Regions from separate parts of the Homo sapiens genome. Here region 1 is linked to region 2. The links are chromatin loops, found by intact Hi-C in ENCODE. Cell type or tissue: mammary epithelial cell. All regions are shown on one strand. Each heading gives the region's core, and the rest is flanking DNA. Links, peaks and the distances in the headings are about the cores only. Region 1 overlaps LINC02755 (long intergenic non-protein coding RNA 2755). Region 2 overlaps ARL14EP-DT (ARL14EP divergent transcript).

Region 1 (12,321 bases), core at 2,243-10,242, 670 kb after region 2:
TTTTCAGTGGAGCAGTAAAAATGATACCCAGGTTTTCCTGTCACTAGGTATGGGCACTGCATTAATTTCCTAGGGCCTCCATAACAAAGTACCCCAAACTGGATGGTTTCAAACGACAGTAATTTATTGACTTGTATTTCTGGAGGCTAGAAATCTGAAGTCCAGACATTGGCAGGGCCATGCTGCCTCTGAGAATGGTAGGGAAGAATCTTTCCTTGCCTGTTTTAACTTCCGGTGTTTGCCATCAATCCTTGTTGTTCCTTGATTTGTAGATGCATCTCTCCACTAACTGCTTCTATGTATGTCACAGGGCCATCCTTCTCCTGTGTGACTGTCTGTATGCATCTTCTCTCTCACAAGGATACCATTCATATTGTATTAAGGGCCCACCCTATACTCCAATATGACTTCATCTTAATTTGACTACATCTATGAAGACTCTATTTTCAGAAAATATCATATTGACAGGCACCAGTCATTAGGACTCCAACACAGCTTTTTTTGAGTGTCACAATCCAACTCAAAACAGAAACAATTAACTGAGAGATGGAAATAAGCCTTATGTGGATCAATAGAAACAGCTTTGCCTGAAGCTCAGGCATCTTGGGAATATGCTAGTAGTGGTGGAAAATTCCTGAGCCTCAGTTCTATCCTTCCACACTTACTTCTGCTTTTGAGAGCTGAGTTTTAGTTATAAGGTATATTGCTTGACTAAAAAAACTGCACAAGATTATGTGGAGATTTGAATTTATACATCCATTTCAAATTCATCACTACATTTGACTTTCACAACAGAATTTGTAAGTCACAAATTATTATTGCTGATGGTTTAAATAAAACTTGTTTTCTACACCAGAGTCTGAACTAATTGAAAAATGAAATAAAATTCTAAGCAGATCAGCATGTTATTGCCTTATCGCCTAATTATAGTCATCTAAGAATATCTATCATCCAGCTTCTTAAAACTGATAGACTTTCCCGCCCCTGGCAATTGGCTCTTCAGTGAGGCCTCTCTAAGGGAAAACCTGGTCCTTTTTACAGCCTCTTCCTAAAAAGAAAGGAGAGGTGCTGAACAGAGTGCATTCATGTTATTCTCCATAAATTTACCATTCAAATCACACTATTCCAATTTTTCTGGAGCAGAACAAGTAAAAGGGTAGAAAGAAGCTAGGAATGTTACCCTAATTGTGTTCTCATCACCTGCAAGGAAACATCAAAATTAGCAAAGAAACGTTTGTTCCCACCATTGATTACTAACTTTTTTTTTTTCAAATAAGAAAAATGAGGCTCAATCAAATACAATGATTTACTTAAGCTTTTTGGGCTATCTGCTAATTCTGTAAATTGTTCGATGCACCATCATTGCCTTCTCTTTGTATTATACACATGTTAAACATAATATGGTCTCTTTATGTTATGCTTGTCATATGGACTCTGTCAGATATGATTTTTATACCAGCAACCCCTGCTATCATGTATCTTGGATGATATAATTAATTCTTAGAAATCATGCTTTGCCATATTTTCCCAGTCAAAATGTATCACATGGCATCTTGAACTACAGTTGAACTCTGTAGTGCTCAGAATAACTGACTCTTGGGAAAATAAACCCTTTCTATTATTTTCAGAACAAAAGTTGAACCTTGTCAAAAGAAGTTAAGGATGTTAAGTTGCCCCTTTGCAGCAGGAGTCTAATTATAGCCAACAATTGGTAATGATTCTGTGAATATTATAGCCATCAGGTCTCATGTCTACAAAATCAACTTGTAAACATACTAAGATACCAATCATGCTTAGAACTGTCTCTTTGGTATTTCATAGCACTTAACACAATCATAAATTATAAGTATGGTATTTATTTTCTTGTCTATGTCTTGCATGAAAATGTAAACTCAATTAGGACAAGAATCACTTTTGTCTCTTTCATTCTTGTTTCCAAGCACACTTTTAGGCAAATTAATACAAATAAAGTGATTGAAGAAATATATGAATAAAACATTGTTATTGTTTATACATGTTGAACAATATAATACTTTCATATTTTAGGTGATTTACATATCTTTGAAGGTCTTAAGGCACTAAAATTTTTCTGACAGTTTTAATTTCCTTCCTCTTAGACATAAGAATTTAATATTGAGAGTAACAGCGTTTTATGGAGATACACATCTCTTGTCTCCACTACTACTACCACTGTATTTATCTTCCAATATACCATGTTCTGTTTGTTTTCTTTTTTCCTAATTCTAAGCATAGTCCTAGTCCTGTTTGGGATTAATCCATTCATGCCTGAAAACAAGCATTTGCAGATACTTGACTCAATTAAGCTGGTAAAATTTACCGAATGTCTACAACATTTCAGATACTATAAATAAAGTATTATCTGCTAATATTTGTATAATGCTAGAACAAAAGTTGGAAAAATATTTTTCCTGTCATTATTGAGTGTTATGGCCTTGGGTATTATCATTAATTTCTTTCAAAAAATAAAGACACTAAGATCAAGAAAATCTGGTTTCACAACTTTCTGTTCCCACTTGGTTCACACTTCATTATTAATAGGAACTTATATACTATAGTAAGCTGATTAAGAGAATTGACTTTGGAGCTTAAGTGGCTTCGATCTGCCCTCTGGCTAGCATCAACACCTGTTTGCTCTATGACTTCTCTGAACTTTGTTTCTTCACCTGTACATTGGGAAAGTTTCTTTAATTGTGACCCTTTATAGAGACATGCATTTATAAGAGATGATCAATTACCTTGGGGTTATTCTGCTAGTAAGTCAGTGGTAATCTGACAATTGTTGAAGCTATATGGCAATAGAGTGAAAATGTCATTACTTAGGGCTCCCATAGCAATTTCTAAGAATTCACTTTCTACATGGATAGCTTCTTGTGAATGTAGCCTGTCATGTTGTGTGGGTATTTCCCATGACAACATCTGTAATCTTTTACCTTTCCAGAAGCCCCTGTACTTGCTATTCTTATTCCCATTTCAACTCACCATCACAAGCATTTTGTGCATGAACTACTTTATGCAGACACTACTTTCTTTAGAAGGGCCTTTTATGCTTCTAACCTTGGTAATACATAAAAATTCACTGCCAGCCAAGGTTTAATCTTCATGTTATACAGACAGCCATGCCCACCAGACAAAATATCATTATAAAATATTGTTCTGTCAAGGGGTAATATTTTATCGTTTCTTGAGTCTTTCCAAAATTTCTAGTGTATTTGTTTGCCCTTGAAACTTTCAGTGAATAATAAATATCATCCTAGAATATAACCAATAAACATGTAAATTTTCCACTGGGCAAAAAGAATGTAATTTCCCTAACTATGAGAGGCACGTTTTTGATTAAATGATCTTTGGTTCCTAGGATCTAAAATATAAGAATGGATAAAGTCAGGGTGGGCCTCTTATGCTGGGACCTTGGAGCACTAAGCATTATGCAGAACTCTGTTCCCCCTTTCTCTTTCCTCCCTTCTTTCTCATCTTCACTATTGCTTTTCTCCCAGACAGATACAGATGGAGGCAGTAGCATGGTAACACCTCAAAATCAAGCATCCAGCAGCTGAATCCGAAAAACACAAGGAACAAGGTAAGATGCCAAAAGAAAAGGACCCAAAACAGAGTTCGTGTTTTCCAAAGGTTTTCAATTATATCCTTATCAGTCTCTGCAACTTCATTTGCTGTCCCCATTAGTTAGTTCCCTATTGGCTATGTTTGCAAGGTCATCATTTCTTAACATTATTTAAAAGACTTTAAAAGACTTTAACTATGTAATCTCTTTGCCTCTGGAGGTAACAATCCTAGTTTGTGTTATAAAGAGCATTGCATTTTGTTTTCCCTACAGCATTTTTAGATCCCTTATCTCATTAGGCCTTCATGACCCTTTGCAGCATATAGGACAGGAAATTTTGTTTCAGGTTACAAAATGAGACTTGGAGAAGCAGAGTGACTTACATGAGGCCAGAGATAATAAGGGCCTCAGCTCCTGTTTGCATCTGTAAACACACCTTATATCTTAAGGACACTCAAGGGGATTCTCAGAAAGCTCCTTAAAGTGATATGTTCAGAAAAGCATCCACGTAATCATGGTTCCATAGATTGGTCTGGGTTTCTGTATCTGGGACTGGAAAGGTCTGAGAATCTCTGGCTAAAATATGGTCACATTGCATTTGCTCTGCATTTTCCTAACTGGGCAACATGTAGGTAATAACTGCATCTGGAAGCATCCCCCAGATGAAATTGCAGCAGCTTGGGGGATGATTTATTGTCATTGTGACAGTCCTGTCTGATGGTCCCCAGAACCCCAGGAAGGAGTGTTTAGGCCACTGTAGCAAAAAACACTGGCACCCAGGAAAAGTCAGAAATTTCCCTCACTGTTTTAGATTTTCTCACTGCCTAACATACCGTGGAATAATTTTAGCATTCAATATCTGTCTTCAATGAAGGGATGTTATTCAAGAGTTGCTCTGAATGTTATAGAGGGAGCTATGATAATTGAGCACATACAGGTATCAAGTATTCAGCTTGATGCTTTAAATACATAATTTTATTTAATATTAGTAAAATTATAAGAAGTTGTGTTTGCCTACAATTTATAATATGAAAATTGAACTAAGGAGGTGACCATTTAGTATAAGTCAATCAAGTTTAAGATTAGCAAGGACAAAATTCTATTATAATCTGTTGCCTAAAATACAAGTTCTTCTCTCAACCAATAATGGTTTATTAAACAAACGGCTCTTAAATCTAACTATGTATCTATATATTGAATTTCCTGCCATTTTTTCTATGAAGCATCCTTTATTTTCCTACTTCAGCTTCATAGCCAGCATTATATTTTCACAGCTCCAAACTTTATTGCTACCAATCACATCACCATTCTTTCTCTACATTAGCATTTCTTAATGTTTGAGCTTTAAGCCTATGAGTCAATATAAGAATCCATATTTCTCCATGTATTTTCTCCATCAGTGGACCCTATTGTTGGAATAGTTTCATATTGGGTTCTGCAAAAATGTAACATTTCACTATCGACTTTTGAGGTTATAATACTGTAAACCACATCTCTAGATAGTTATGATAATTAAAACTTTGGTTGATTCGACTCCTATTATGTGTTTTCTAACATTATGTGATGTAATATTTGCAACAAGCCTACATGTTAAGCAGTATTATTCACAATTTACAGGGGGTAATCTCAAATTCAGAGGAGTTAAACAATCAGTCAAAGTTGCATAGATAGTAAATGATAAGGCTTCCATCTGAACACAATTCTGGTCAACTTTGACATCCATTGTTGTTCAGTGCTAACTTCAGGTCTTAGAATCATGCAATGTTTTCATGCAAGGGTGTGTCAGGATCTTCTTTGTTTTATAAATATTAAGTTCTGATATAGATCCAAGCTACAGACAGAACTTTAGCTCAGAGGTTTAAAAATCCCAGAAAATATGTCATGAAACTCAAAATTTTAATAATATTAAAATATTTTAGTAAGGTAATTCTATTTTTCATCAGAAGCAAGAGATAGTACAAGAGTAGCTGATGCAAAATCACACTGCCAGCAAAAACAATTCTAACTCTTTCTAGATAAGCCCCTGCAATCAATATGTTATTAAGCCAGAAAAAATATCTAGCAATGCAGGGAATATAAGTTTACATTAATGGCCAGGGTCTTGGTCCAGCCTGCTTACACTCAAAATTTATCTTGGATACATTGAATGAATGCTTACTATGAGAAAATTGGCTGTTGAGAACAGGAATCTGCCTCAAAATGTTAAGATCTATTTATAAGCTTAGCTAACATTCAGGTATTTCAAGACAAGCATAAACTATAAATCCTGGATTATATACATGTGGTAGAGACAAGAAAAAGTGTGAAAGATGAAGCAAGCTTTTGATTATACAGGGACAAAAATTACTCCATGATAGAGTTGGAAAGGACATTAGAGATAAGTGAGTCTGACCTTTTATCATATTTTATACAGTATAATAGTAATACATTCTTAGGAAAGAAAACAAAAAAACTGAAAAGAAAACCAGGAAAAATAACTCACCTCTAGTCCTAACACTCAAACACAAACACAATATACTGTGCAGTATTTTTGTTTTTTCTTTCTATGAAAAACTATTTTAACACAGTTTAAACCACATTGTATATAGTTTTATGTATATAATTGTATAACTATATATAATTTGTACATTATGTTTTACTCAATATTATATCATGAACATTATTCTATGGGATTATATAGTATTTCAAATGATAGGCCAAGTGAGATGTCTCATGTATGTAATCCTAGCACTTCAGGAGGCTGAGACAGGAGGATTGCTTGAATCCAGCTGTTCAAGCCAGCCTGGGAAACATAGCAAGGCCTTGTATCTACCAAAAAAATAAAAATAAAGTTAGCCAGGCTTCATGGCACATGCCTGTAGTCCCAGCTACAAGGAAGGTTGAGGTGGGAAGATTGCTTGAGCCCAGGAGTTCAAGATTTCAGTGAGCCATGATTGTACCACTGTACTCCAGCCTGAGTAACAGAGTGAGACTCTCTCAAAAAATAATATTAATAATCATTTTAATGTCTAAGTAGTATTCTACTTGGTGAAAAGATCATAGTTTGCTTAGCTAATCTCTTAGAATTGGACATTTTTACTATTTCCCATTTGGGACCATCATATAAAATTCTATAACAATCATTTTCAAAATAAAGCTTTTAGTTTCTTCACGTTAATTTTTAAAACTAGGTTCCCAAATGTGTAATTACTAGGTAAATATATACATATGTTCAAATTGCTTTTCAAATTGTTCTATTACTAGTAATGAAAAGAAAGTCTCATTGTCCACACTTTCACTAGTATTACAGAATACAAACACCCATACACCTACACATGCTGTTGTGGGAATCAGAGGACTGGAGAGACCAAATGGGTGAAATAAAAGGATTTATCGAGGGCACTCAGGCCCAGAAGATTCACATCCAAAAAACTGAGCCCTGAACAAAGACAGGGCTTGATTTTTATACATGCAACCAAGGGATTGGCCATCTAGTGGCATGAAATGTACAGGGCAGGCAAGCAGGCTTACAGAAACAGAACAAAGGTGTGAATCATACAGTGACAGATTGTGCAATTCGAGGAAAAACAGGAACTTATCAAGCTAAGGCAGGGTTTACAGCTGGTAAATGTCTTACTCAAGCATGTCTTGTGACCTTGTTATTTTACACAGAAGAGAAACAGGAATCTGTAAAACTTTGTGAAGTAACCTTGAGTTTCACTAAGAAAGGATTTACAAAAAGGGAGTGGGGAGCTGGGAGAGGAGAAAAACCTGTTTTCTCATCCTTGCCCATAACTGGGAGGAGAGGGGGCTCTGGAGCACATTCCTTGAGGGCTCTGGTTTTGCAGATAATGTTATTAAATCCTTTTCAGAGCTCGGCTGCCTATCTCTAGGTCTTGGAGTGAGTCAGCCTAGCAAGAGAAGACTTGTTCCTTTCTTTTACTTGTTTTTTCTTTTTACATTTTCTGCTTCATTCCCCCCTTTGATGCTTCTTATAAATGAAGTTTAATAGAAAGCATCATCATCTTTAAAATTTATCCTTTCATGAGGCGCTAGTTTCCTATTAAGCAGGGGTTGATATTTAGTTAGAACCATTAGTTGGGTAGTAGTTTGCCTGGTTACAAGAATCTCAATAGCTGACTGCATGTTCCTAACAAGGAGGGGCAAAAGACAAGGAAGTATGAGGCAGCCCCCTAGTATGGCCAGAACTATTCCTACTAAGGTTTTAAATCCTTCAAGAGATGAAAACCAGCCTCCAAAGAGTGAATCTGGAGACCATCATTTCCAAGTCTGCACTGGGACATGGGCTAATTTCTGGATTCTGGCAGAATCCAAAATTGTTTGACAACATTTCTGTTGTCATCAATCTCTAGACAGCAATTAGTTAGGTTGAACTTTCCACATACTTCTCCTTCTTGAGCTAGGAGGTAGTTGATGGCCAGTCTATTTTGGTAGATGGCATTTCTCATTTGTGTAGCTTGCCAGGCTAGCTGATTTAAGACCCTTGCAGCATCATTAGTAATTAGCTCAAGTACTGCCTGTAACCTTATGATGTGGTTGAGCATATATATAGGGGTGCAGTATCCCCATGTTCCATATTCTGCCCAGGTGGCTGGGCCATAGTATTGGATTATTCTTTCAGGGGGCAATTCATTGTCTTTCCACTTCCCTATGGTTATGCCGTCTCCTGTGGTTATGCCCCTCTTGCTTTTCCTTTTAGTTACATCATAGATGGGGTACCGTAAGACTTCCCCTTGCCTTAGCAGGATTAGAAAGAAAGAGGGCCTAATTGTTCCAAGTACACAGGCCCCTGACCATTTAGCTGGCAGTTGTCAATATGCCTGTGGCCCACAGTTCCAGTAGAGGCCAGAGGGTGCCTGCCAGGTATTGGAGCTTCAAGCTGGTACCAGGAGTGGTTTAAAGAAGGGAAACGGGAGAATGGGCCTGGGTGCGGTGATTTGGAGTCATTCTTTTTGCATCTCCATAAAGTTTTTCCTAGTATCTCATTGTAATATTGCTGTCCTAGGCAAGTTAATTCTCCTACTGGGTCTGTAAAGGCTTTTCCCCAGTGCACAATGCAGAATCTCTTGATAAGAGAGGTTTTTAAGAGCCAGGTGCTCAAGCTTGTGAGTGTTGGTTCGGGGGAGGGGATGGTCAGAGTAAAGTTACTTTGAGGCATTAGCTCCTTTTCCTCCCATGGTGACTGGTCCCCATGTTTGTTCCCCCACAGACGTAACATGAAGAGATGGGCAAGCTGCTGGTTATGCTTTCTGCCAGTTGGGTGAATAGTTTTTTGGCTATGGGAGGGGGTTCAGGCAATTTCTGGTTGACCTGCTTATAGAATGACTTGAAAACTCAGAATTGTTGGGTTGAACAGGCCCGAGCTTTCTTTATAATACATAGAAAATTATTTTTTAAGATAGTTTTTCCCCTTGGATTCTTGGTTAAATAGTAATGTCCTATTGGTGCTCCTATTCCTGTAGTCCATATTTGTAAATTTGGCTTCAGGATTTTGAAATTTACAAGATTGCAAGCATTTGTTTTACAGTTTAGGTCTGCTTGGATGTGGGTAAACATGACCTGCTTTTGTTTAGTGGCCAATGTTGCACAGTCCCAAGTGGAGCAAGCAGGGGTGTTCTTAATTTATACCACAGGTTGCTACAGGGCAATGAAGTCTTTAAATGTTGCCTGGCAGATATTAAAGTACAGATATAGTGACATACATAAGGCTAGTTATTCCCTGGGTCACAGATTGAGTAGGTGGTCTGATTGTGAGTACAGGTTCCTAGGTGGGTTCCAGTACACTCATAATGAGTATGGTACAATAGAGTTCTCGTTATAGCGCTCCCTGACCGTGTAGTATGAGTACATTGGGGGCATCCTTCAAATCCTTCCAAGAGTTCTCCTTTTAACATAGATAAGGGGATTAGTAAGAACAAGGTAAAGAGTGACATACTTATACCCAGCAGGGACAGAAAAGGCTTTCTCCTGGTGGAGGAGGCTGACTAAAGTGGCAGAACAATAGAAAAACAACTAGTATTACAAGGAAAACTATTAGACCTAAGATTTCTAACAACATGACTTTACTCCAGCTTCAGCTGTGCATAGGCTAGTCAGCTCCTGGGGTGACTAGAGCAGGGCAGTTGTCACCTCAAGCTTCAGCTGTGTGTAGATTGGTCAGCTTCCAGAAGGACCAGAGCAAGGCAGTTGCTAGCTCCATTGGCAACCTGGTCTCACCGTAGGATCAGCCGAGTGGGATGGTCTGGTTCCTGTTGGCTGGTCCACTAGTTCTGGGCTGCTGGTTTCAGCTGACTATGGTGGATCCAAGGTAAAATTCCTCCAACTTTAACAGCTGTGGGAGTGGACAAGATTACAGTATGGGGCCCATCCTATATGGGTCCCAAAGTGGTTGGATTCCATTTTTTAACCCAAACTGAATCCCTGGGTTTAAAGGGGTGTGTTGGGTCTGTCAGGCTTATGGGCATTCTTTCCCATACCCAGCCATGAATTTCTTGCATGGCTATTCCTAAAGCCTTCATTTGCCTTCTCAAGGATAATTTCCCTAGTTCACGGAGATCACAATTAATTTGACCTATGATTGGGGGTGGCTGGCCAAACAAGATCTCATAGAGTGCTTGACTCGGAGGTGCACCTGACTCGGAGAAGAACCATGGGAAGGACCTGATCCCATCTCAGATGGGTTTCTTGGCAATATTTTTTCAGTAGCTTTTGGAGTGTCTGGTTCATGCGTTCTACTTTTCTTGAGCTTTGTGGCTGGTAGGCTGTGTGTAATTTCCATTTTATTTTTAACAGTCATATTAGTTCTTGAACTATTTCAGCTACAAATACAGGCCCATTGTCTGACCCCAGAATCAGGGGCAGTCCAAATCTAGAGATAATGTCCCTTATTAGCACTTTTGTTACTTCTCGTGCTTTCTCTGTTCTGGTGGGGAAAGCCTCAACACATCCTGAAATGGTGAAGATTAGTACTAACATATACCAATAGCCCCCTGCTCGAGGCAGCTCAGTAAAGTCCATGACTAGGTTTTCACAGGGTGTGGCTCCCATTTCTTGAATTCCCGGGGGCTGAGTGGGCCCTTGCCATGGGTTATTCTGGACACAGATTAGACATTGTTCACAAACAGCTTGAGGGATGGTAGTGAGCCGTGGCATATAGAAATGATGTTCCAGTAGTGTTTCTAGTGCCGTTTTTCCTATATGAGTTCCTTGATGGAATTGCTTCACAAATCTAGGGGCCACTGTTTCAGGGATGGCTAGCCTCCTATTGGAGAATTTCCACCATCCTCCTTTAATGTAACTTCCAGTATCTTTGGCAAACCAGGCCCTTTCATTTGGAGAATAATTTGGGACCTCTAGAAGCGGAGGCTCTGGGAGGAGAGGTAAAGCTATGGCTTCCTCTTCACAATGTAGGGTAGCCATTGCTACCTCTCTGTCCACTTTTCTGTTTCCTTTGGCCTCTAGTGTTCCTGCTCTTTGGTGCCCCTTGCAAAGTATAACTGCCACTTTCTTTGGGGCCAATACTACATTTAAAAGCTGTAGAATTTTTTCTTTATATTTTATTTCTTTACCCTCAGCAGTTGTGAGTCCTCTTTATTTATATATAGCCCTATGAACATGCAACATGGCGAAGGCATATTTGGAATCTGTATAGACATTGACCTTTTTGTCTTTTGACACCAGAGAGCTCTTGTCAGGGCTATTAGCTCTGCTTTGTGGGCTGATGTTCCAGTAGACAGACTGAGCCTCTATCACTGAGTCTAATGTTACTACTGCATACCTGGCCTGTCAGACCCCTTCTAGTACAAAACTGCTTCCATCTGTAAAGTATTCTACATCTGGATCCCTGAGGGGTTGGTCTGTGAGATCCCTCTGGCTTGAGAATACTTCGTCTACTGCATCTACACAACAATGAAGCGGGGCTCCCGGTCCCAGTTCAATTGGGAGCAAGGTAGCTGGGTTTAGGGTATTTACTGTCTCTAGAGTTATGGGAGAATTCTCGCATAGGAGCTGTTGGTATTGAGTCATTCTCAGATTTGATAACCAATGGTGTCCTCTCTGATCCATTAAAATTATAACCAAGTATGGTACTGGATGGTCAGTTGCTGTCCCAGGGTTAGTTTGTCAGCTTTTTGTGCCAGTAGGGCTGTGGCAGCTAGTGGTTTAAGGCACAGAGGCCATCCTAGTGCCACGAGATCCAATTCCTTGGATAAATATTCCACCGGATGATACCATGATCCTATGACTTGAGTTAGGACCCCTATTGCCATTCTTTTTTGTTCATGGACATACAGAAAGAAAGGTTTAGTTAGATCAGGAAGTCCTAAGGCTGGGGCCTGGGTTAAGGCTTCTTTGATTTGTTTAAATGCCCTATCTTGGTCAGCCTCCCAGAGTAGGGGTTCCCTTCCCCCTCTTTTGTGGCTTCATATAAAGGCCTGGCCATCAGTGAGTAATTTGGGATCCAAATGTGGCAGAACCATGCTGTCCCCCAAAATTATCTTATTTGATGCTGGGTAGTTGGAGTTGGGAGTGCACAAACAGCTTAGTTTGGCTCACTGCCTAGCTATCATTCCCCTTGACTCACTTCGAAGCCTAAATACTGGACTCTTTTGGAACAGATTTGAGCTTCTTTCTGAACACCTTATATCTGGCTTTCCACAGGAGGTGGAGGAGGTCTTGGATTCCTTGGAGGCAGTCCTCTTGGGTTGGGTCTGCTGGAAGCAGGTCATCTATATATTCCAGCA
Region 2 (12,321 bases), core at 1,894-9,893:
TCTAGATATCTAGATATAGATATATAAAAGAGGATTTATCATGAGAATGGGCTCCTAGGATTATAGAAGCTAAGAAGTCTCACAATATGCCATCTGTAAGCTGGAGAACCTGGAAGGTCAGTGGTATTCAACCTGAGTTCAAAGGGCTTGAGAACCAGGGGGCTTGTGGTGTAAGTTCTGGAATGTGAAGCGTAAGAACCAGGAGTTCTGATATCCGAAGGCAGAAGGTGGATGTCCCAGCTCAAGAGAAGAGAGTACATTTGCCCTTTCTTGACGTTTGTTTCATTCAAGCCCTCAAAGAATTGGATGATGCCTGACTATATCAGTGAGGGAGGATCTTTACTCGGTTTATGGACTCAAATGCTAATCTCTTCTGAAAAGACCTTGACAGACATGCCCGAAATAATGTTTTACCAGCTATCTGGGCATCCCTTAACCCAGTCAAGTGGAGACATAAAATTAGCCATCACACCACGGAAAAGGAATGATTAGTTTTTATAACTAAGAATATAAATTGCCTTCAATTTCTGTAGAGTTTGCAATTATGCAAAGCTTAACTATTTTTGGCAGAAGGGGAATCATACCCTGATTCAAGAGTTCCAGTGGTAAGTGGACAAAAAGCATACACCACTTTCCATGCTTTCCTTTGTCAGTCCTCAGAACTGGCCTCAATCAGTGGCCACAGTAATAGCAGCTTGGCTGCCCTCCTTCAGATGCTCTCTGAGAGAGATTTGTGAAGTTCTAAACTACTAGCATCCAGCTAGCACTGATTATCCACTTACTCTTGCAACCAGAAGAAAGCAGAAGAAGAAAGCAGGAGATTCTGGACTTAGACTTTTGCCCACTAGGTGGGTTTGGGCACATCACTTAACCTCTCTTGGCCTAGGAGATAGTCTCCTTATCTCATAAACGGTAATGGTAACTTTCATCCTTTATATCTATTTTAAGTACTAATTCTTATGCATGATTTATTCATGTACCCTAGCCTCTTCCCTTTACATGTAGTATGCCTCTGTTTGGATGCAACTGGTTTTAAGTGCCCTATTTAGATTTGTAGAGCTTGCAGAAATGAATAATTGTCCCAACACCCTTGTGACTTGTAGGTTGCTCAGAGTCAGGCAGATATTAGACCATGTCTTTGCCAAAGATTATTTACCTCCTTATCTCCCCGTGTCCTTGCTAGTTTGTTTCAGGGCAGCAATATACGCAGCTCCAAGCAATTATTTATGATTGGGCTGATCTAGTCTTGATAATGCTATTACTGTTTACTAGACTTTCTACCTTCCCTTGCAGCTAGGTATAGCTGTATAACCCAGTTTCCAGTAAGACATAAAGTCAGATTGGCAAAAGAGATGGAGAGTCTTCGGGGAATGGGGAACCTGAGTCGTTCGTAACATCATTGAGTAGCTGAACTACCATGCCACTAACTCCAAGCTTCTCGTTATTGAAAATCATAAGTCCATAGTTATTGAGGTCACTAGTTTTTTGTGTTTATTTGTTTTTTTGACACTTGCAGCTAAAAGCATTTCTACCTAAAATCAGTTTTCTACTGATGCTGTAACAAAATATCATAAACTTAGTGTCTTAAACAACTCAAACTTACTACCTTACAGTTCCAGAAGTGCAAAATGGTGTCAGTGGGCTAAATTCAATGTGTTGGCAGGGCGATGTTACTTTCTGGAGGTTCTAGAAGAATGTTTTCATGCTTTTTCCTGCTTTCAGAGGTCACCCACATTCCTTGACTTGTGGCCCCCTTCCTCCATCTTCAAAGCCAGCAACATCGATCTCTCTGTGCCTCTCTTCTGTGGCCACATCTTCCTTTGATTGCTTCTATTTGGCCTTGTTCATCTACTTTTAAGAATTACTGCATGATTTATAGTCCTTTGGGTATATACCCAGTAATGGGATGGCTGGGTCAAATGGTATTTCTAGTTCTAGATCCCTGAGGAATCGCCACACTAACTTCCACAATGGTTGAACTAGTTTACAGTCCCACCAACAGTGTAAAAGTGTTCCTATTTCTCCACATCCTCTCCAACACCTGTTGTTTCCTGACTTTTTAATGATTGCCATTCATGCTGCTATAAAGACACATGCACACGTATGTTTATTGAGGCATTATTCACAATAGCAAAGACTTGGAACCAACCCAAATGTCCAACAATGATAGACTGGATTAAGAAAATATGGCACATATACACCATGGAATACTATGCAGCCATAAAAAATGATGAGTTCATGTCCTTTGTAGGGACATGGATGAAGCTGGAAATCATCATACTTAGTAAACTATCACAAGAACAAAAAACCAAACACCGCATATTCTTACTCATAGGTGGGAATTGAACAATGAGATCACATGGACACAGGAAGGGGAATATCACACTCTGGGGACTGTTGTGGGGTGGGGGGAGGGGGGAGGGATAGCACTGGGAGATATACCTAATGCTAGATGACGAGTTAATGGGTGCAGCACACCAGCATGGCACATGTATACATATGTAACTAACCTGCACAATGTGCACATGTACCCTAAAACTTAAAGTATAATAATAATAATAAAAAAGAATTACTGCAATTACATTTGACCCACCTAGATAATTCAGGATAATCTCCTCTATTTCAAGGCCATCTGATTAACAATGTTAATTCCGATGGCAACCTTAACTCCCCTTTGCTGTGTAACCTAACATAATCACAGGTTCCAAAGATCAAGATGTGGACATCTTAGAGGTGGAGGAGAGGGCATTTTTCTACCTAGCACAGTGCCCAATGTTTTACTCTATTATAAAACAACAACAGTAGGAGCAACAGCAATGGAACTGCTTCCTTGTATAGTATTGCAGAGTTGTGGAAGGAGAGATGATCTGGTGTCCTGAGGCTTGAGTCTTGTTCTTGGCTCTGCCATTAAATTGGGCCATCTACTTTCTAGCCCTGGATTTCATTTTCTTCATCTCTTAAAGAAAAAAATTCTCTTGACCATTAATTTTCAAATTTTTAAAGTAGCAAATCCACTTCAAATAAAATAGAAAACCATGAAGACTCTATAGCTAATGTGATAGTGTGATTTATGCAAGAAGGACTCAATTCCTCATTCTTTTCCGTATCCATACCCTTTGCCATTGTTCTGGGTTGAGTAATGTCCTGCCAGAATTTATGTCTATATGGAGCCTCCAAATGTAACTTTATTTGGAAATAGGGCCTTTGTGGTTGCAGCTAGTTAAGATGAAGTCATCCTGGATTAGGGTGGTCTCTAATCCAGTGACTGATGTCCTTATACCATGAGAAAACAGAGATGCAGACACATAGGGAGAACATCATATGATGATGGAGGCAGGCATTGGAGTGATGTGTCTACAAGTCAAAAAACACCAGGGATTACAGGAAACCACTGTAAATTTGGAGAGAAGTAGATTCTTCTCACAGACCCCAGAAGGAACCAACCCTACTGACACATTGATTTTGGACTTCTAGCCTCCAGAACTGGGACAGAAGAAGTCTCTATTGTTTTAAGTCACCCAGTTTGTAGTAATTGTTTTGGCAACCCCAGGAGACTAACACAGCCATAGACTTTGCAGTGCCCTCCCACTGACTCTGGGCTCAGCCATGTGACTTTCTTCAGTTAGTGGATGTTGCAGAAGGTTGAAAAAAGTATTTGCGTGACTGGACTTGCCTTTGCTTTTGTGCCTCTTCTCTTGCTTAGAAACATGCCCAGGCTAGCCTGCCGGAGGATAAGAGAACTAGGAGCAGATCTAAGTTGCCTGGTCATCTTCCTTTGGGGCATCCTAGATAAGCTAGCAACTGAGCCTCCCTCAAACATGTGAGTGAGCCCAGATAGATCACTAAAACTACCCAGCCAAAATCCAGTTGACTTCAGACCTGTGATCAACAAATGCTTTTTGGTTTTTGTGCCATTAGGGCTTTGTGATCATTTGATACTCAGCATCATTGTGACAGTAAATCATTGATACGGAGAATGATGACAGGAGTGAGGTGACCAGGACAACTAAGGCCTCTCTACGGAACTCAGATTGCAAACCCTGCACTAACTGGGTTTTGAGCTCTCATCAGTTTTGACCTTTTTTCACTACCTAGGATACTGTAGTTTGCCTAATATACTTTCTAAAAGGTCAAATTTTTAGGAGTTCACTTTTTGGAGCCAGACCAATTAGACTAGAATCATGATACCACCATTTATTACTGACTATAAACTATGCACAAGTGGTTCAGCCTCATTAAGCCTCAATGTACTCATCCCTCAAATGGGGGAAAATTATACTGAAGTCACAGATCTACTGTGGGAAGTAAAGAGAATGATGCATCAGTAGTTAGCCTGGTTCTTCTCTACCCTCACCCCATGCCAAAGACTGAAGATCACATAGTTCTTTTGCAGAGTAATACATTGACAGTGGCTTTTGTTCCCCTTCTGTTCTTGAAACATCATACACATACTGCAAATATCCATTTACTGAATTTACTGACTGTGAAAGTTAAATGTTTTGTTCCATATACAAATATATTCTAGATACACATATATAATATATATGGACACACATATATGTGTATATTAACTTGTGTATACACACATATATTTAACAATGTTTACAATACTTCTTAATATATAATATTTCCCTGGTTTTAAGAAGGGAAATATTAAGAAGAAATAGAGCCTCTGAGGTATACAGTGATTTGCTCAGAACCACCCATCTTTAAACTCCAAATCCAGCTCTGTTTAGACAAAGTCCAGGAGCTTTCTGCTATATGGTCTGCCTCTTGATTTTTAAATTAAAGGTAATCTTGAGGTGCTAGCAGGTGGCCATTTTTGAAATAAAGCTGAAGATATTTTACTTTGCCTTTCTTGGCCTGGAGAATTTCACCCCCTTAAAGTCGCAGCAGTCGGGACTCTTGGAAGGCCACGTTGAGGAATGAGTGAGCTTTGGGAAGGTGGCCACGAGGTGGCAGTGGTGCACACCCACAGCAGAGGTAATCCTTGTTGTGAGCCAGGGTCTGTGAACGAGATGCTGGATAACCTTGTATACCACCTTGCTGGCTATCAGCATTGAATCACGCTGAAAGAGCAAGGCTCTGGTGTTTTGATGCAGAACATTAATAACATAAGTGGATGAGAAACCTGAGAACTGAAAATGCCACTTTAGCCTCAAGCCCCAAGTGTGAGACCAGCTCACTGATTCCAAGGCTGCCATTGCCTGTAAGCAACCAAGATTAACTGTTCTGGGCCATCTGAGGATCACTTTCTAGCTCTGGCTATTGAATTGTTCTAATTTTAAAATAAAAATGAGCTGTGCAGAAAAACAAGGGCATCCACAGTTTGAAAGTGCATTCCTTCTCCCTTTGAGCAAGTTTCTCTCTGTTTTCCCTTCCTTCCTTTCCTTGACCACATGTAGACCTGCCATTCCTTGCCCCATGCTACTATTAGTACAGCTAAAACTGGGGTGTGCACACTCTGTGCAAAAATATGCATGCACAGGGTCTTTTGAATGCCTTCCCGCCCTCCTCTTCTTACCTCTCAGGTGCAGCTTTCCTATAGTAACCGCTGAAGGGAAGCACAATGTAGTGGCTGAGCCATTTCAACCACAACCTGACTGCTTAATGCTTCTTATTTAAGGCTGTCCCTCCTGAGTACAGGGCCTTAGCAACAACATAATTGGCCAACATTTGGGATAGTTTGGTTTGGTGAGTTTGAGTTAATGTATCCCAGTGTTTCAGACTGTAATACGAATGCTAGAACAGTTGTTTCTTTGGGGAAGTTTTGTGTGTTATAACAAAAGGAGTCCGTTATCAAATCCGTTTGGGGAATTCCATAAGTGGTGCTTTGTGTTGTACCTTCTGGACTTCTCAAAACTATTAATTTGCTCTTGTACAATGGCAATCTTTAACCCATTTATGCCTGAGTTTGCAATTTTTTGAATTTTTACAATCAGACCTTGGCGATGACCTTGAGCAGTAGGAAATAAATAACTCCCACATGCTTAGCATTCCAATAATGGAACACTAGGCATAAATGGGATCAAGAAGCAGACATAATAGCAGTGACCACAGAACTACTACCTCACCCCTGCCTTTATGATTTTTCCTTAGGAATCTTAGTGGTATCCCCCAGAACCCTAGGGTTTCTCTAAGAGTCGTGTAAGAAATGTAGGCCTAACTTATTGCTTGTTGTATCATTTTCTATTGCTGCATAATAAACCACCCCTCACAAAGTGGCATAAAAGAACAACCATTATATGACACTCAAGATGCTGTGGGTCAGGAATTTGAAAAGGGCACAGCAGGGTCAAGTTGTCTCTGTCCCATGATGTCTGGATGCTGAGCTGGAAAGACTCTGACTCTCTGGGTGACTTGCTGGCTGGCATCATCTGGAGCCTCTTTCCCTCATATGTCTGGAGGAGCTGGGAGCTCAGCTGGGGCTGTTGGTGGGACACTTACACATGGCAGCACCTTGTGACTGTTGGGCTTCTACACAGCATGGTGGCTGGAATCCAAGAGTGAGTATCTTGAGAGACCCAGACAGAAGTTGTATCACCTTTTATGATCTTGCCTTGGAAGTCACATAGTATACTCCATCTGTAGTCACAAGCTTACCCAGATTCAAGGGGAAGGAACATAAGTCACGCCTCTCAATGGGAAAATTGTCAATGTCACCTTGTAAGAAGCACATGTGGCATGGGAGATGTTGTGGCAATTTTTGGGAAATGCAGTCTGGTACACTTACCCACACTTTATCTTTAGAAAGCTGTGGATGAGCAACTGGAGGGATAGGTGGGATTCATATCTCTGTAATATCAAGCATTCCCTATATATAGTTATGTCTTGAAGGATGTATTATTATGGAACATTAGAACCAGAAGAAAGGTTATATAGTCCTACTGTCCATAAAGTATAACTTTAATTTCTGAAAGGAGGCTGCACAGCCAGGCCCTGAGGATATCAAAACATACAAAGTTTTTAAACTTGTTTTTAAGGAGCTCACTGTCTATCAGGGGAGGCTGATTTGTAAAGAAAGTAAATACAAATACAGAGCTAGCACTTTGGAGTGAGCCAAAGAAAGTTTCAAAAAGATGGTGAAGTATGAACTGGAATTTGAAGAATGAAATGATCTCTTGAGTTTTCTGAGTTTTTTTAAGACAAGATAGAGCAGGGAAAGGCATATCACTCTATAGAGACTTATGTGAGAAGGCAGGGGTTGGGGAGTGAATCTGCACCTGTGTTTTAGGAAATCCAAGTGATTTATAAATCAAGTGCAGGTGGTGAGTAAAAAGAATGCAAACTGAAGAAGGCTTGTTCATCATCAGACTAAGGAATTTGAATTTTACCCTATAGCCCACAGAAAACCAGGTAAGGATTTTGAACAGAGAAATGACAAGGTTACGGTTTGGTTTTAGAAAGTGCCTCTGCCACAGCATGAAGGAGAGATTATCGATTGGAATGGCCAGAGCAAGAGATGTGATTAAGAAGCTATTGTCATGATTGAATGGAGAAATGATGAACCCTTGAACTAGGAAGTTGGCAGTAGGAATGGAGTGGAGGGAAAGTGGACTTGGATAATATTTAAGACAATGTATAAATTAATGTGTGTAAAGCACTTGAAATGAGGCCTGGTATGTAGAAGCACTCAGAAAGTATAAGTTACTGCTGTTATTATTATTCAGTGTTTTTGTAGCACCTGGATTTTCTTAGGACTGGTGGTGGGGATGAGGAGAAGACAGTGTCTAAGATGATACCATGTTTCTGATTTGGTCATGAGGAGCAGTCAGTAGCTTTCCCAACATAGATAATAAAGGAGGAGCTAGTTTGAGGAGCCATATAATGAGTTTAGTTTCAGACATGCGGATTTTGATGTCTCTGTAATCCCACAGAGACAAATGTTAGTAGTTTGTTGGAAATACAGGTCTGGAGAACAAGGGAAATGTTTGGGCTTGACCTAAGGATTTGGTTATCATTAGTGATTGCCAGTACAATTGAAACAAAGCACATTTCATTAATCAAATATTTTAGGACATTTGTCTTATCCTGCTCATTTTTTTTCCACAATTACTCATGTGGTGCAAAGACACTGTAGTTTCTCAATATTCCTTTAAAAACAAACTTTCAATATACCTCTTAAAATATGATAATATTATTTAGAAGGGACCCTGGCATAATTTTAACCTTAACACCCTTGAATATGAAATACTACTATAAGCTCTATTTTAATAGAATTCCATTGCTCTTTGCAAATGGAAAAAACAGCAACCTAGGTTTCTGTTTTTTGTTTTTATGCATTATTATGACTACAGGTTCTGATGACTTTGGTTACATTGCTTTGGGTTTAAGGCAGTTTTATTAAACTATAATTTATGCTTTGTTAATATAAATTGTGCTTTGCTAAAGAAATTTTATCCAGCTAATCAATGAAACATTGCTGGGAGTAATGCTAGGTATGGACAGATTAGGTGAAAGCAAGCTAAGAGTTTCCAAAATCCTATTTTATCCAAAATGTCTGCAAAGCCTGCCATTGGGCTGAGTAGAAAAAAAAAAAAAAATCTTTGTTTTCGGATAAGGTCCTTAGGCAGAATTGGCAAATACGTGACATATATACTGTGACACACTCCAACTCCTCTTTCATATCTAGACAGGAACTATAGATCCTAGAGGTGGCTTCCAAATCTGTCTTAAAGCATGCCCCTGGTAGCCACCAACTGATTAGTAGGTACTTGTAATAACACCAATATTTCTTTCCATCAAAGCTAATGTCTTCATAAGGTTCCTATAAAAATATTTGAAATATTTGAAAGAATATTTAACTTTAATATTTGTCCCTGCCAACATGTTAGTGAGAATTATTTTCACAGTTGTTAGATATCACTGACACAGACAATTAGAAAATGATTCAGAGCAGCACTTGTCCTATCCTTGAACCTGTTCTCCCTAGTATCTTTGCCAAATTCTTGGAGGAGACAAAATAAAATTAAGCTAATAGTTTCTCAGGAGATGAACCTGAGATGAACACTTAATCATAAGATCTTCCCACATTTTATAAGCTAGAATAAAAAACAGCAAGATAAAAGCTAACAAGATAAGAGTGAGTAGAAAAAAATGTAAAGTTCTGCCAAAACTTTCAACAAACCAATGATACAAGCCCAAGATGGAAGTGGGGAGGGAGGTTTAACAGATATTTCTAAGGAAAAGTGCAGCTAATGGCTTGATTTCACAAACTGATGTCTTTAAAAACACTGTGTTAATAGGAGCTAGTATTGCCCAAAGCCTGTTCTAAATGAAGTGTCCATAGCAAAAAGTTTTGGAAAATGCTTAGTTCAATAAAATTCAACAGGTTTCTTTATTGCAGGACTTCTCAGAACCCAAAATATACTAACATACATTGCAACTCTAGAGGAGGAACAACATTTTCCAAATGTATTTAATTATGACCCTTTTTCCCTACAGGGAGAATGTACCACTCACGTGGCAAACTCCTGGAAATGCTGATCTAGGTGTTTAGTTGACTGAAGTTCAGTTTTAGCTAATGATATGGCATATTGGTAAGGTGGAGTGCACTTGATGTTCTCTCATTCCACCAAAAGTATAATGTATAAAGGTAGAAGATAATGCTACTCTATTTTAACTGATTAGGCTATTTATTTATCAGACACATACACAATGTTTATTCTGTGTCATGCATACTATAATAATGCTATTAATTATCCCATTTTGTGGATGAGGAAATCTAAACAAGAATGACTTTGTAACACGGCAAAAGTCACACATCTAGCAAGTGGCAGAACTAGGATCCCGACCTGACCAATTGGTTCTGATATGGTTTGGCTGTGTCCCCACCCAAATCTCATCTTGAACTGTAGCTCCCATAATTCCCACATGTGGGAAGGACCTAGTCGGAAATAATTAAATCATGGAGGCAGTTTTCCACATACTGTTCTCATGGTAGTGAATACGTCTCGTGAAACTTGATGGTTTTTAAAGGGGTTTCTCCTTTCATTTGGCTCTAATTCTCTTGCCTGCCGCTATGCAAGATGTCTCTTGCTCTTCTGCCATGATTGTGAGGCCTCCCTAGCCATGTGGAACTGTGAGTCAATTAAACCTCTTTCCTTTATAAATTACCCAGTCTTGGGTATGTCTTTATTAGCAGCATGAGAACAGACTTATACAGGTCCCCAGGGTCTGTATGCTTACCTACCACAGCTGGAAAGATGCTTCCCACCTTGAGAGCCACACTTAGCCACCCTAGTGAAACCAAAGTGTCAACAGTATCACATATGAAGTAGCAGGAGATGCTAAAGAATGAGGACATGCCAGTGGCAGAACATATCTGTGGTTAGCCTTAAGTTTAATATCAAGTTGCCAGTGAGAACAATGTCAAACATCTCTAAGAGATCAACTGATTCTCACTGTGTTAAAGGAACTCTAGAAACATTACTGGAGTGTGAATGAAAAAGAACAGCAGCTTCTGAGAGGTGTGCTCATGTGATTGCCATTTACAAACTCCCAGGACTCCTTAGCACATTAGCTTAACAGCTAACATTTTGGCCTTACTGTTTTTCAAACAGCTTTCTGTAGAGAAGCAAACTCATCTATTTCTTTCAGATGACAAGGGCAGGATGTGTGTTCCAAGCCAGGGCTCCTTTTCTAATTGGCAATGCCTTGTAGAAGTTTAAAAGTGTGAGTGCCCTTTGACTCTGTAAATTACTTTAAGAATTTAAGACAGTTATGAAGATATTCAAGAATAGTCACTGTAATTTTGGCTGTAATAAATGGGGGGAAAAGGCCATGTTTAACATTTGGTTACAGAAATTACAGTATGTCGATACAGAAAAATACTTTGTTGTCACCAAAAATAATATTATAGAAGGATGAATGTATGAGATGTTCATGACAAATTAGGAGAGATGTGAGGTTACAAACAGTATGTACAATTGAACCTATTTTTTTAGGATCCTAGCCTATATCTATATACATATGTAAGTTTATATATGTATAAACCTGCACATATATAAGTATATATGTATATAGATAATATAATTTAATATGGAAGGTCATATTAAATACTAAATTTTCTCTAGAGCAGGACTGCCCACTAGAATTTCCAGTGATGATAGAAATGGTCTATCTTTGTTGCCTGATGCAGTAGCCATGAGCCACATGTAGCTATTGAGTACTTGAAATGTGGCTAGTGTGACTGAGGCACTGGATTTTTAATTTTTAACAATGAATTTAAATTTAAATAGCTATAGAGAGCAAATGGTTACCTTATTGTATTGCACAGTTCTAAAAATTAATAGTCTTTTATGCATTTGTATCTTCTAAATAGTCTAAAATTTTGTAATAATTTTTTAAAGACAAAAATTCCACTGTCTATCAAAATGAATTTTCAATCTGGTTAAGGCAGGAAGGGACAAAGAGGATTTCCAAGGTCAGAGGGATAGAGTTAAGAAACCCACTGGATAGAAGGTTGGGGTATATTTGAGAGTATTCCAATAAATAACAGCTTTCTTCCCAATCTGAGTTCTGAGCCAAATGAGAAACCAGAGAAAAGATTAAGCATGGATTACTACACAGCTATAAAAAATGAGATCATGGCCTTTGCAACAACATGGGTGGAGCTGGAGGCCATAATCCTAAGTGAATTAACACAGGAACAGAAAACCAAATACTGTATGTTTTCAATTATAAGTGGGGGCTAAACATTGAGTACACATGGATGTAAAGAAGAGATACATAGACACTGGGGCCTGTTGAGGGTAGAGATCAGGAGGAGGGTAAGGATTGAACAACTACCTGTTGAGTAGTATGCTGAGTACCTGAGTGACAAAATGATCTGTACACCAAACCTCAGTGACATGCAATTTACTCGTGTAACAAACCTGCACATGTACTCATTGAAACTGAAATAAAAGTTAAAAAGAAAAGACAATGGATTAAGCAAATGGAACCAAAATGTTATCTTTATTACAGTTAAAGCTGATATTGAATCTATATTTATAAAGCTATGTGCAAATGGGCATATGTCCCTGTGTAGAGAGACTTACCATGTGGTCACAGGCAGTGTGGGTCTCTGAAGCCACATCCATGGTCAGTGGGACCATGAAGGCCATGTTTCCTGGATGGTTGAGGGCAGTGAAGAACACATATTCTCTGCATATGGGCCACCTTCCAAGAAGAGGGGAGACAAGGAACAGGGCTAGAAATGTATAAGCAGGGATATCACTCTTCTTCCTTGGTAGACAAGCAAAGAGGCCAAAGAAGTTCAGAAGCATTATGCCAGCAGATCTCCCACCACAGGAAAGGAATATCAGGAGTAGGAAGAAC

What was found. Peaks named below come from ENCODE experiments on the same cell type or tissue, not always from the same donor. Only the 100,000 strongest peaks of a DNase experiment are listed, where the experiment ranks them.
Region 1: a loop joins it to region 2, with 17 times the contacts of the local background. A loop is called at or near these places in 1 of 110 quality-filtered maps.

Annotation. Positions count from the first base shown.
Region 1 is chr11:29,522,565-29,534,885 of GRCh38, reverse strand. It overlaps LINC02755 (long intergenic non-protein coding RNA 2755), which reads left to right. Exons shown (of 4, transcript NR_183754.1): 2 at 3,516-3,598. Among named protein-coding and RNA genes, the nearest start is that of LINC02755, 66 kb to the left of the region's middle. In mammary epithelial cell, for the core only: a CTCF peak has its summit at 7,061; a DNase peak (open chromatin) is centred at 7,115; H3K27ac peaks cover 311 bases.
Region 2 is chr11:30,189,431-30,201,751 of GRCh38, reverse strand. The region is part of intron 1 of ARL14EP-DT (ARL14EP divergent transcript); the gene reads left to right. Among named protein-coding and RNA genes, the nearest start is that of FSHB, 35 kb to the left of the region's middle. RefSeq lists an enhancer at 3,235-4,434. In mammary epithelial cell, for the core only: a CTCF peak has its summit at 4,951 (motif pointing right); a DNase peak (open chromatin) is centred at 3,691; H3K27ac peaks cover 1,296 bases.